Regions from separate parts of the Homo sapiens genome. Here region 1 is linked to region 2. The links are chromatin contacts, found by Hi-C or POLR2A ChIA-PET in ENCODE. All regions are on one chromosome and are shown on one strand. The core of a region is the stretch at or near the end of the contact, and the rest is flanking DNA. Distances in the headings are between cores, read along the strand shown. Region 1 has its middle 78 kb from the start of LINC01163. Region 2 holds the start of ATE1 (arginyltransferase 1).

Region 1 (7,609 bases), core at 49-2,548, 6.3 Mb before region 2:
TGGACGCACACGGCCTTGTCCATAGCCCGGGCTAGATGAACTCCCAGCCCCGCCGGCTGGTGACACAGGTGGCACCTCTGCCATCGTGGAAAACCTGCAAACTGACTTTTCAAACTAGCCACCCCGTCCCTCTCAGGCAATACCAAACAGCTGGTAATTCATGCAGAGCAAACTACCACGTCTTAATAACGGAGAAGAGCCCCGGCTCCTAAACGGGACTGTGGAAGGCCGACTCCCTGGGCCGCAGCAGCAGAATTTTATTTCTCAGGACTTTCATGGGCTCTCAATCAGGCCACCGCAGCCACCTCATACATCTTAATAAACCTTACATCAGAGAGAAAGCTTTGAAACGAAATTGTCCAGTAATACGCACTTTCCAATCGAAACACATGGGAGTCTTTAAATATTTACCGCACATAAATAAAGCATGCTATGTAGCTGGCGCTTCTTAGCACCTACGCATGCCACGTATCAATGGACGCTGGATGTCAATATTGATGTATAAATAATAATATTAAGCACAGAAATACACCGCGCCGGGAGAGGTCTAATCGCACTGTCCCCTGGAAATAAACGTTTCTCAGGGCTGTTTCTGAAGGTGGGATATTTGTCTCCCTCCTCACTTGACCCTGAGGGGATGGAGGGCAAGGTGGAGAATGCCCTGAGCAGACACCGGTGCACCGCAGTGCACAGCCAGGGGTGCCACTCCTCCACCTCCGGAGAGACCGGGCGAGGCATCCGCAACCGCGTCAGAGCCTGGCAGCGGCCTGGCAGCATCCCCTGCCCTGGGCCTCGCTAAGGTTCCATGAGGGGTGCGTGGAGCTGGAGAAGAAAGGTGCGAATTCTGCGCTTCCCCGAGGTAGCCCCGGGCGAGCAGGGGGCCAGCTCCAGAGCCTCGGGCCACTGCGCCATTCCTCCCCCTGCGGGAGCTGCTGCTCCAAGGCTGTCCCTGCTGCTCCCGGGGGAAAGGGCAGGGCCGCCGCGGTGGGCGCTGAGCAGGTGGGCTCCAGTCGCCCCTGACTCCCAGGCTGCGCTCCCTGCCAGGCCCGGAGGATGCGCCCGGGGGAGGCGCCCTGGAGGCCGCGCGGGCACCGGAAGCCTGGGGGTGGGCCCCACCCGCGGACAGGTCCTGCTCTTCAGGCTGAGAGTGTGGGCATCACCCGCGAAGACGCCCCGTGGGACAGCAGGGGCGCTGTTCACCCCACCTGTGGGATCGCAGCGGGGGTTGGAGGGAAGGGGGCGTCAGAGATCCCCGGGGCCCCAGGGGTGCCCGGGGCCCCGCGGGAACGCGCAACGCGGCGGGGCGGAGGTGGGGCGTGGCCGGGACAGGCAGGGGCCGCAGGAACTCGCCCCTTCCTCAGCAGTTTAGCCCGCGGAGAAGCGGCACCGCGCCCCCCACTGACGAGGAAACGGGGGCGCCTAAAGGCCCCGGGGTGCTCGCAGAGAAGCGCAGCGCTCCGCTCCCCGGGCCGCGCGGCCCAACCTCCGGAGGGACTGCCCGGGACGTGGACGTGGAGTCTCGCGGCCGCCCCTGGCCCGCGGCCACCCTCCCTGTGTGCTTGAGAAACGGAACCCAGAGGCCTGGCCCGCTCTAGTGGGAGCAGAGACGCCACCCGCGGGCGAGCGGAAGCCTCCCGTGTCCGTGTCCCCGTCCCCTCCCCGTCCCCGTCCCGTCCCCTCCCCGTCCCCGTCCCGTCCCCGCCCCGCCCGGGAAGGCGCGCTCGCCCTCTGGCGGCCGGCCCTGGAAGGGACGCCGTCCGCGGCCGGACTCCACTCCCGTCCATCAAACCAACAAGGTCAAATGCAATCTATTTGTAAAGGCCGCCTCTGATTACTGTGGCAACTGGAGACATCACTGAACCCAAAGTGTGATTAAGCTGCTCCTTGTTCCATATTAATTTGGGAAGGAAAACAGCTTCATTCTCGCTTTTCCACACTCCCTCCTCTGTGCAGGGCATGCCCTCGCTGGCGGGGCTTCCAAGCCCAGGCTCTCCTCCCACGCGGGCCCTGCGGGCTTCCGCAGGCAGCACGGGACAGGGCCGCAGACTCTCAGGCAGCCTGTGGTATGATGAACTGGTCTGCAAGCAAAGAGCCCACCTCCTCAATATTCGTGGGCACTTCCCTTTGAGGGAAGGTCCTGGGGCCGGGCTGCAGTTTCAGGCCCAGCGCAGCAGTCTGCTCCCCCAGGAGCTTGCGCAAAGCCCTTCAGCCCTGTGCCCTATTTCCTCAATGCAGAAGGACATAGAGCCCCACGGGACTATGTGAGAATTAAATGGGAGAATCCATGAAAGGCACTCTTTAAAAATAAACTTAAGGCCAGGCGCGGTGGCTCACACTTGTAATCCCAGCACTTTGGGAGGCCGAGGCGGGCAGATCAAGAGGTCAGGAGATCAAGACCATCCTGGCTAACACCGTAAAACCCCGTCTCTACTAAAAATACAAAAAATTAGCCGGGCGTGGTGGCGGGCGCCTGTAGTCCCAGCTACTCGGGAGGCTGAGGCAGGAGAATGGCGTGAACCCAGGAGGCGGAGCTTACAGTGAGCCGAGATCGCGCCACTGCATTCCAGCGACAGAGCGAGACTCTGTCTCAAAATAAATAAATTTAAAGTTTTTACTTAGAATGGTTTTATAGAAAAGTTGCAGGTAGTACAGAGGTTATCCTTCCCGTTGCCGACATCTTACATGAGTGTGGCACACCCCGCACCACCAGTGAGCCAATATTGATACACTATTATCAGCTGAAGCCCTTCGTTTATTCCCATTTTTTTTTTTTCATTTTTAACTAACGTCCTTTTCCTGCTCCAGGATCCCAGATCACATCTGGTCCTCCTGTTTCCCTAGGCTCTTCTTGGTGATGTCTTCTCTGACTTCCCTTGTTTTTAGTGACCTTGGCAGTTTTGAGGAGTACTAGTCAGCTGTTTTGTAGAATGTCTGTCAACTTGGGTTGGTTTTTCTGACGTTTTTCTGATGATTAGATTGGGGTTAAGGGGCTTGGGGTTCCGTTCACACGATATCATATCAACAGTGCATACTCTCAGCATGTCCACAGCATAGATCATTGTTGACCCTGATCGCCTGGTTGAGATAGTGTTTGTCAGGTTTCTCCGATGTAAAGTGACTCTTTTTCCCTCTTTCCAGGCTGTCCTCTCTGGAAGGAAGTCATTCTGCACAGCCCACACTTACTCAGCTGGGAGTTAGGCGGCACCTCCTGGAGGGTGGAGTGTCTACGTAGATTATTTAGAATTCTTCTGCAGGCAAGATGTGCCTTTCCTCCTCCATTTATTTAATCAGCCATCTATATCAGCATGGACTCATGGGTATTTGTTTTACACTTTAAGTCTTAATTCGGTGCTTTTTTTTATTGACTTGTTCTTAGCTTTGGCCATTGGGAGGTCTTTCAGTTCCTTCCTGTGTTCCTTTAACATAGCCTTAGCATTCTGCTTTTTGAGCACTGACTTCCTTCCTGGCACTACCAGATCCTCCAGGCTCGTCTTGTATATTTCCTGCCCCAGTCCCAGAATTGCCCATTGCTGTAAGCAACTCTGTTTCCCTTTATTGGAAAACGGTATTATAAACCAAGCTCTGGACACAGAGCATACTTGTTGCAATTGGGGGTCATTGCTTCAAGAGGGACTTTTAAAAATCTAGCACACACTAACTGCTCAATAATTGTTGGTTATCAATATTATTAGTACATAGTAGACATTGTACTAAGGGCAGGGGATGTAACTAGCATGTGGAATCAGTCCTCACTGTACTCACAGCCTGGGGGCAAATATGCACTTGTGAAAAACTCTGCTGCACTGTGAGAAGGGCTTTGATGGATACCCAAGGTGTTCAGGGGCACAATAAAGCGGCATTAGAAATGCCACAGAGGACCATGGATGTAAATTATCCTCCGCTGGACTGTTACATGAAAGAAGCAAGCTAAACAATAACATGAATTGTATGATCCCAACTTTGTCATATAAATGAGTGTGTGTGTGTGTGTGTGTGTGTGTGTGTGTGCATTCCAGGAGGTAATTTTTATTTCTAGTATTGTATAGTATGTGGAAGTAACTGGTATAGTTGCCGTGATATGCACTATCCTTACCTCTGAGTGGTGGTATTATAGGTAAGTTCTATGTATTCCTTTTTGTGCTTATCTAAATTTTCTGAAATAAATTCATGAGTATGTCCAACTTCTTTAAACGAATGTTTGGAAGCTAGAAGAAAGGAGCTGGTTTGCTTTCTAGCCAGAAGGTTCCACGGGTCCCTTCTGAGATGCCAGGCAGACCCACGGGAGGGGGCAGGGAGCTGTGGGTATTGGTGGCCGGTGTCTCTGGCACCTGCAGGCCATGCTGCCCGCCGCCCGCCTGGGTGAGTGACGGGGTTGGTGATCTTTGGGGACAGACAGCCACACTGGGGGGGATACTGAGACTCAGTGAGGACTGGGGGTTTTTGTATAAATGTATGGGGTTCGAGTGCAATTGTTACATGCATTAATTGCATTGTGATCAAGCCAGGGCTTTTAGGGTAGCCAGCACCCGAATAACATGCATTGCACCCATTAAGTAATTTTTCATCTTCCACCCTGTCCCACTTCTCACCCTTCCAAGTCTCTGTTGTCTATCTAATTGCTGTTTTGTTCACTGCTATCTGCAGGGCAGAGGGTAGGTGCTCAACAAATTTCTTTAAATGAATTTGTTTGAGAACCACTAAAATGCTGGTACTTGCAAAGTCATAATCAGAAATGTGAATTTTGCTTTTGAGCCAAGAGGACTGTTCTCATCATCTTTCATTTATCATCGTCTGAGTCAAGTTCTTTGTCGCCCTCCCACCAGGCCCATTCTTGGAATTCTGGGGGTTCTGGGGCCTTCTGCAAATCTGGAGCCAAGACCCTATGATGCCCAGGGGAAGGGTGCCTGCACTTGCTGCCCCTTCCATCCTTCCCTGCCCTTGGTGTTCAGCCCTTGGCCCCAACCACATACTCAGTGTGACTCTGGACTCCAGGTGGCCTGCCCTGGGGACAAACAAAGCCTTTCAAGTGGCCAGGCCTGGAACTAAGGGTCCACCCTGCTCAGGCCTGGCCAGCAGCCTCACCCACCTCACTGGAGAGGACTCAAGCCCCCACTGGAGCTGCTATCCATCTCTAGTGACAAACCTGGGGGCAGGGCTAAGGCCAGGAGCCGGCAGTGCTGAGAGTCTAATGGAGGGCATGGCGGAAGGTCCTATGCAGCAGGGGCCCCAAGGAGTGGGGACTGCAAGGTCGGACTGGGGTTCAGAAGAGAACTGGTCCCACCAGGGAAATATGACTCACCAGGGCACAACAATGGGTGACTCACCTGGGGACCCTTTGGGAGACAAGCTTGGGAATGTACCGATGGGGTGTTCTGCACAGCTTTGTGAGCACCAAACTTAGGTACAAAGGTAATTTCTGAGCCTAAGGAGGGATGGGGATGAGCCCCACTTGACTTGTGGGGTCCAAGCCTGTGAGATGGGGGTCTGCAGGACAACCAGCCAGGAGGAGGCCCTGAGCTGACCCACAGGGTGCCTCAGGACAGCTTTGGGGGACAGTCCTATGCACTCAGGATAAGTGCTCCCCGTGTGAGATGACACCACCCAGAGCTAGGTTATTTTGCAGGATCTTTTCACATGAGCAGCAAAAGCATTTCAGACTCATGCTTTTCACTAACCTCCTTATCCACTCACCTTGTTTCTTCAGATCCCATAGAGAATCCTTTAAAATCTCACTATGCCCCAGGGACAAAGTGCTCAGCACAGTGCACCACCACACACATTTGCGTTGCTCAGAATCCAAGGGACACAAAAGAGAGACTCATTGGCCAGGTTGGACACACAGCATTAGGCTTCCAGCCCCTGTCTTGGAGTCCCCCCGCCAGAAGGCCCAGACTATCTCCTGTTTGAGACCAACACCCTCCCCGCCCCTAGTCCCATCACTGGAGCTCAGTAAGGCATAATTTATTTCACTTTTATTAGTTTGCTTTTTCTGATTGCTAAAGACATTAACTCCCATGTTTGTGGCAGATTTTTTTTTCACTCTTATGATTGACACTCTTAATTTGGCTTGTTATTTCTGAGGTATACAAGTTTTAAAATTTTTATAGCCAAATTTATTGGCCTTTTTTGTTTTTTGAAACAGGTTCTCACTCTGTCGCCCAAGCTGGAGTGCAGTGGCATGATCACAACTCACTGCAGTCTCAACCTCCTGGGCTCAAGTGATCTTCCCACCTCACCCTCCTAAGTAGCTGGGACTAAAGGCATGAGCCGCCACACCTGGCTAATTTTTGTATTTTTTGTAGAGACCAGGTTTTGCCATGTTGCCCAGGCTGGTCTCCAATTCCTGAGCTCAAGCAACTTGCCATCCTTGGCCTCACAAAGTGCTGGGATTACAGGCGTGAGCCACTGCACCCAGCCTGACCTTTTCTTTATGATTTCTTTTACTACACAGAAAGTCAGCTTTCCTATGGGAAAATACAATAAAATTCATTTCACTCATTCACGTAATACACATATATTAATTCTAGGGGGATTAATCTAAATGTTTTTAAAATTAAAAATATGTACAAAACAGAAAGGAAAACATTTACATTGCTTGGTGTAGGGAAGTTCCTCTCAAAATAAATAATACTCAAAATAGATAAAACTTCATTAGAATAAAACAATGGATTTGGTCACATAAACTTCTAAATGGCAAAAGGCACTCTATCTACATATATTACCAACAATGAGCTAAAATCTATTCTACATAAGGCACCATTACAAGTAAATAAGAAAAAGACAGGCTGGGCACAGTGGTTCACATCTGTAATCCCTGCACTTCAGGAGGCTGAGGCAAGAGGATAGCTTGAGCCCAGGAGTTCAAGACCAGCTGGGCAATATAGTGAGACCTTGTCTCTGCAAAAACTAAAAAATATATTAGCCAGGCATGGTGGCACACACCTGCAGTCCCAGCTACTGGTGAGGTTGTGATGGGAGGACTGCTTGAGCCCCAGAGGTTGAGGCTACAGTGAGCCAAGATTGTGAGCCACTGCACCTCTGCCTGGGCAACAGAGTGAGACTAAGTCTCAAAAACATATTGAAAAGGCCAGGCATGGTGGCTCATGCCTGTAATCCCAGCATTTTGGGAAGCCAAGGTGGGTGGATCACGAGGTCAGGAGATGAAGACCATCCTGGCCAACATGGTGAAACCCCATCTCTACTAAAAATACAAAAAAGCTGGGCATGGTGGCATATGCCTGTAATCCCAGCTACTCAGGAGGCTGAGGCAGGAGAATCGCTTGAACCAGGGAATCAGAGGTTGCAGTGAGCCAAGATCACACCACTGCACTCCAACCTGGCTACAGAACGAGACTCCATCTCAAAAAATAAAAAATAAAAAAATTAAATTTAATTTAAAAAATAAGGGACAAAGGCATGTAAATGATATGGGCAAGGTATTCATAGAAGGAATTTAACTGGTTTAAAATGTTCAGCCATACAAGTTAATTAGGAAAAATGCAATAAAAACAAAAATATATTGGCACTTTACTATCTACCAGTTGGCAAAAAATTGAGACTATCTTTTGTTGGTGACAGTATAAAGGAACATGAACATTCATACAGTGAT
Region 2 (4,449 bases), core at 1,950-4,449:
GGACAGGAATATTAAGACCAAAAAGCCTCCTGGTCCACCTTCTGTCCAGAGCATATTCTGCTCTCTTTCTGATGCATTCCACGGGCTTTGCTTTTGTTCAAAATGAGAGCCGGTCTGGGAAAGGACTGGGAATAGTCAAATCTGCCATAAAGAACAAAATGGATGAAGCTTGACTTAAGAACATGAATACTGAGATATAGCATGCAGTTTTCAAGTTTAAGAAGTTGGAGGAACGCCTGAGAAGCTGCTGGATATTACATGGCCACTCCTTAGGTGCCTTCCGATTGTGGGAGGCACAAGTGATGCTTGGCAGTATTAACAAGCGTGGGGAAAACAAAGAGAGATCAGACTGTTACTGTGTCTTCGTAGAAAGAAGTAGACATAAGAAACTCCATTTTGTTCTGTACTAAGAGAAATTCTTCTGCCTTGAGATGCTGTTAATCTGTAACCCTAGCCCCAACCCTGTGCCTGCACAGACATGTGCTGTGTTGACTCAAGGTTTAATGGATTTAGGGCTGTGCAGGATGTGCTTTGTTAAAAATGTGTTTGAAGACAGTATGCTTGGTAAAAGTCATTGATATTCTCTAATCTCGAGTATCCAGGGACACAATGCACTGTGGAAGGCCACAGGGACCTCTGCCCAGGAAAGCCAGGTATTGTCCAAGGTTTCTCCCCATGTGATAGCCTGAGATATGGCCTCGTGGGAAGGGAAAGACCTGACCGTCCCCCAGCCCATAAAGGGTCTGTGCTGAGGAGGATTAGTGAAAGAGGAAGGCCTCTTTGCAGTTGAGGTAAGAGGAAGGCATCTCTCTCCTGCTTTTCCTTGGGAATGGAATGTCTCAGTGTAAAACTCGATCATACGTTCTATTTACTGAGATAGGAGAAAACCGCCTTATGGCTGGAGGTGAGACATGCTGGCGGCAATATTGCTCTTTACTGCACTAAAATGTTTGTGTAAAGCCAGACATAAATCTGGCCTACGTGCACATTGAGGCATAGCACCTTTCCTTAAACTTATGACACAGAGATCTTTGCTCACGTTTTCCTGCTGACCCTCTCCCCACCATTACTCTATAGTCCTGCCACATCCCCCTCACCGAGATGGTAGAGATAGTGATCAATAAATACTGAGGGAACTCAGAGACCAGTGCTGGCGCGGGTCCTCCGTATGCTGAGCCCTGGTCCTCTGGGCCCACTGTTCTCTACACTTTGTCTCTGTGTCTTACTTTTTTTCTCAGTCTCTCGTCCCACCTGACGAGAAACACCCACAGGTGTGGAGGGGCTGGCCCCCTTCAACAAGTCACCAGGCCACCAAGAAACCTCCTTCAGCTAGGTACATATCTAACACAGGCCCTTGGGGTCAAGAATGTCAAAACTCACCTCAAAAATTTATTTCTATTTCTCTGAGTTTCATTTCACTTTTTTAAACACACTTAAAACAATATTGTATCATCAGCTTTATTGTTGACTGGGAAAACTATGAGGACAGACAGGCTTAAATTATCTGTGCACGCAGAGGGAAAGATAAGGCATATTACCTTGTTGGAACTCTTTTTTTTTTTTTTTGAGATGGAGTCTCGCTCTTTCGCCCAGGCTGGAGTGCAGTGACGCGATCTCTGCTCACTGCAAGCTCTGCCTCCCGGGTTCACGCCATTCTCCTGCCTCAGCCTCCCGAGTAGCTGGGACTACAGGCGCGTGCCACCACGTCCCGCTAATTTTTTGTATTTTTTAGTAGAGAAGGGGTTTCACCATGTTAGCCAGGATGGTCTCTTATCTCCTGACCTCGTGATCCACCCGCCTCGGCCTCCCAAAGTGCTGGGATTACAGGCGTGAGCCACCGCGCCCGCCCCTGGAACTCATTTTTTAAAAAATTTTTTTGAGATGGAGTCTTGCTCTGTCACACAGGCTGGAGTGCAGCGGCGTGATCTCGGCTCACTGCAAGCTCCGCCTCCCGGGTTCACACCATTCTCCTGCCTCAGCCTCCCGACTAGCTGGGACTACAGGCGCCCACCACCACGCCAGGCTGATTTTTTGTATTTTTAGTAGAGACGGGGTTTCACGTGTTAGCCAGGATGGTCTCAATCTCCTGACCTCATGATACGCCCGCCTCGGCCTCCCAAAGTGCTGGGATTACAGGCATGAGCCTCAATTTTATATTTTGCCCTAGACTCTTATTCCTTAAATCTTCCTTAAAATAGTGGTTGCAAAATGGAGGCCCATGGGCTGGATTCAGCCTGTAAAACTGTTTTGTTTGGACTGTAGAGTTAAAAAAAACAAACAAACCCTGTATTTCCAGCATCTCATTAAAAATCGTATGAGGCACCGGACTTATAGTGGTACAAGACAGCAACTGTCTCTAGCTGACAGTTGTTTCCTTTAAAAGCCGTTAAGAGTTCTTTAATTTGCGAACCCTCGCCATTCACGGAATACCTGCTTGTGTTCTTGTATTCAGGGCACTGGAGTGCGTGCCAGCTGGTCTGGAAGCAGCTCCAGCAAGTCACTTACACGGTGGCCAGGGGCGGCCTGACTTTCAATCCGAGACCCGCCGGGAATGACTTTGGGATAATCACAACCTCCGGTCCTCAGTTTCCTTACCTGTGAAATGGGGCTGATAACGCACAGCTGTGGGAAGCACCGGCCCAAACGCAGGGCTTGGGGACACGACCACCATCCCCGCCCACGGGTCCCCGCGCCAGGCTTCGCTCTCCACCCCTCCCGCCGCGGGCCCCAGCGCTTCGCCGAGGTCGGCCCCGGGCGCCAAGAGGCGTGGTCGGCCCGAGCGGACCCTCGCGGCGGCCATGGCGTCGGTGGTGGAATACAAGGGCCTCAGGGCCGGCTACCACTGCGGCTACTGCGATTCCAAGGAGGGCAAAGCGTCCTGCGGTGAGTGTTCCCGACGCCGGAGTTGGCGCGGCCGCCGCGCCCCGCACAGGCCCTCGGCGGGGGAAAGGGCAGGCTCGCACCCCGACTCCCGCTTCCCTTCCCCTCTTGACTCTCCCCATCCTGTTTCCCTTCCCGCTCTGTCTCTCCGCCTCACCCTCACTGACGACGGCGGCCCCTTATGGAGAAGGAACGGAAATAGTGGAAAGCTGCCCTCGGTCAAGATGGCGCGGGCGGCGTCAGCTCCAAGAGGCGCCGGGCCGGCCGGGCCTGCGGGCGCCCGAGTGGCTTCGCGCGAGCCTCGGGAGGCTCCCGGGCGGCGCGCTGCATTGTGGGGTGGCGGCGGCGGCCGCGCTAGCGACGCGGGGCCGGGCGGCTGAGCGTTCGCGGGGCCGAGGCCATGGCTTTCTGGGCGGGGGGTTCGCCCAGCGTCGTGGACTATTTCCCTAGCGAGGACTTCTACCGCTGCGGCTACTGCAAGAACGAGTCGGGCAGCCGCTCCAATGGTGAGCGAGCCGGGCCGGCGGGCGTGGGAAGCCGGGCGCCCGGGTCTCGGGATCCCAGGGTCCCCCAGCGAGGACGCGAGGGGGCCGGAGCCCCTGGCCCCAGTGCCACGGCCGAGACGGAGGGGGCACTCTCGGGAGGGCCGCGGCGCCGGCTTAGCGGGGCAGCTTCGCGGTGCCTGTTCTGCAGGAAAATCCTAACCGGTGCCCGTACTCTCGAAATCGTGGTGGTCTCCCCAGAGTCGGGAGACGGACGCCCGTCTGGGGTAGATTGTGTGAGGTGAAGGACGGCGCGCAGTGCCAGGGAACGCCCCAGAGCCGTAGTTAATGGCCGGGGCTGACCGGTGGGTGCTGCGGTGGGAGCGTCCCGGGAGCGAGGGCGAAACGCGGTGCAGAGGGAGCTGTGGGTGTGCACACAGGTGCCGGTCATGTATGAATCAGACTTCCCTGGACGAATGTACAGGAAGGATGAGCCCTTTGCATCTCTGGGTTAAAAAAAAAAAAAGTTAAAAAAAAAAAGGACAAGAAACTGGTGACCGCGGTCGCTACCGGCGAGGGATTCTGTTTGTCCTGATCTGTTTGAAATTTTTACCATTTGCTTATATGCCGTGTCTTTCCTCCACCCACCCGGACGACAGCAAAGCCAGCCCACAAGTTTGTTTTGTTTTTCCATCGTGATTCAGATTTCTTTGGGGGAGATTTGTTGCTGGTAAACAAAACATCGTGTTTATTTCCTCTCTTGCCATGCATTTGCCAATATAGAATGTAGACTCTATTATTTTAATAGAACAGTCTAGCTTTGTGGAAAACGAGATTCGCATGAAAACACACAGGCATTTTCCATGAAAAAGGTGTAAGTGGGGAATGATTTGGTCGATAACGGTGTGTGCATTTGCTCCTTCATTAAAAGTGTTTATTAAGTGCTACTTGTGGGCAGCGGTTTTGAGTAGACAGTTATGCAATCGTTAGAAGTGAGGATTATGAAGACTAAATGGAAAAATGCTTCCAGTTTGGACTTAAACGGAGAAAATCAACAGGATGCAAATGGCTTATGCGACATGATTAC

Evidence for each region. A loop is a pair of places that touch in the nucleus more often than their neighbours do. ChIA-PET counts read pairs that join two places held with the same protein, here RNA polymerase II (POLR2A). Pooled maps may share reads with other maps.
Region 1: a loop to region 2 is called in a map of CD8-positive, alpha-beta T cell, with 21 times the contacts of the local background. The contact joins the enhancer-like site here to the promoter of ATE1 in region 2. A Hi-C loop is called at or near these places in 1 of 168 maps with a recorded cell type or tissue (CD8-positive, alpha-beta T cell) and 4 of 50 pooled maps. POLR2A ChIA-PET finds 5 or more read pairs at or near these places in 1 of 52 experiments (CD8-positive, alpha-beta memory T cell).

The regions. Positions count from the first base shown.
Region 1 is chr10:128,204,465-128,212,073 of GRCh38, reverse strand. No RefSeq gene overlaps it. Among named protein-coding and RNA genes, the nearest start is that of LINC01163, 78 kb to the left of the region's middle. RefSeq lists silencers at 1-56, 1,386-1,545, 1,636-1,825 and an enhancer at 2,025-2,586. Within about 2 kb of position 1,298, at least 16 of the 41 ENCODE cell types and tissues checked have a DNase peak (open chromatin) inside an H3K27ac peak, as active enhancers do; they include CD8-positive, alpha-beta T cell, where a contact is called at or near this core.
Region 2 is chr10:121,926,781-121,931,229 of GRCh38, reverse strand. It overlaps ATE1 (arginyltransferase 1), which reads left to right and starts at 3,199. Exons shown (of 12, transcript NM_001001976.3): 1 at 3,199-3,386. The coding sequence starts at 3,281. It also overlaps the pseudogene ATE1OSP. RefSeq lists silencers at 502-796, 2,618-2,917, 3,108-3,527 and enhancers at 2,433-3,299, 3,838-3,987.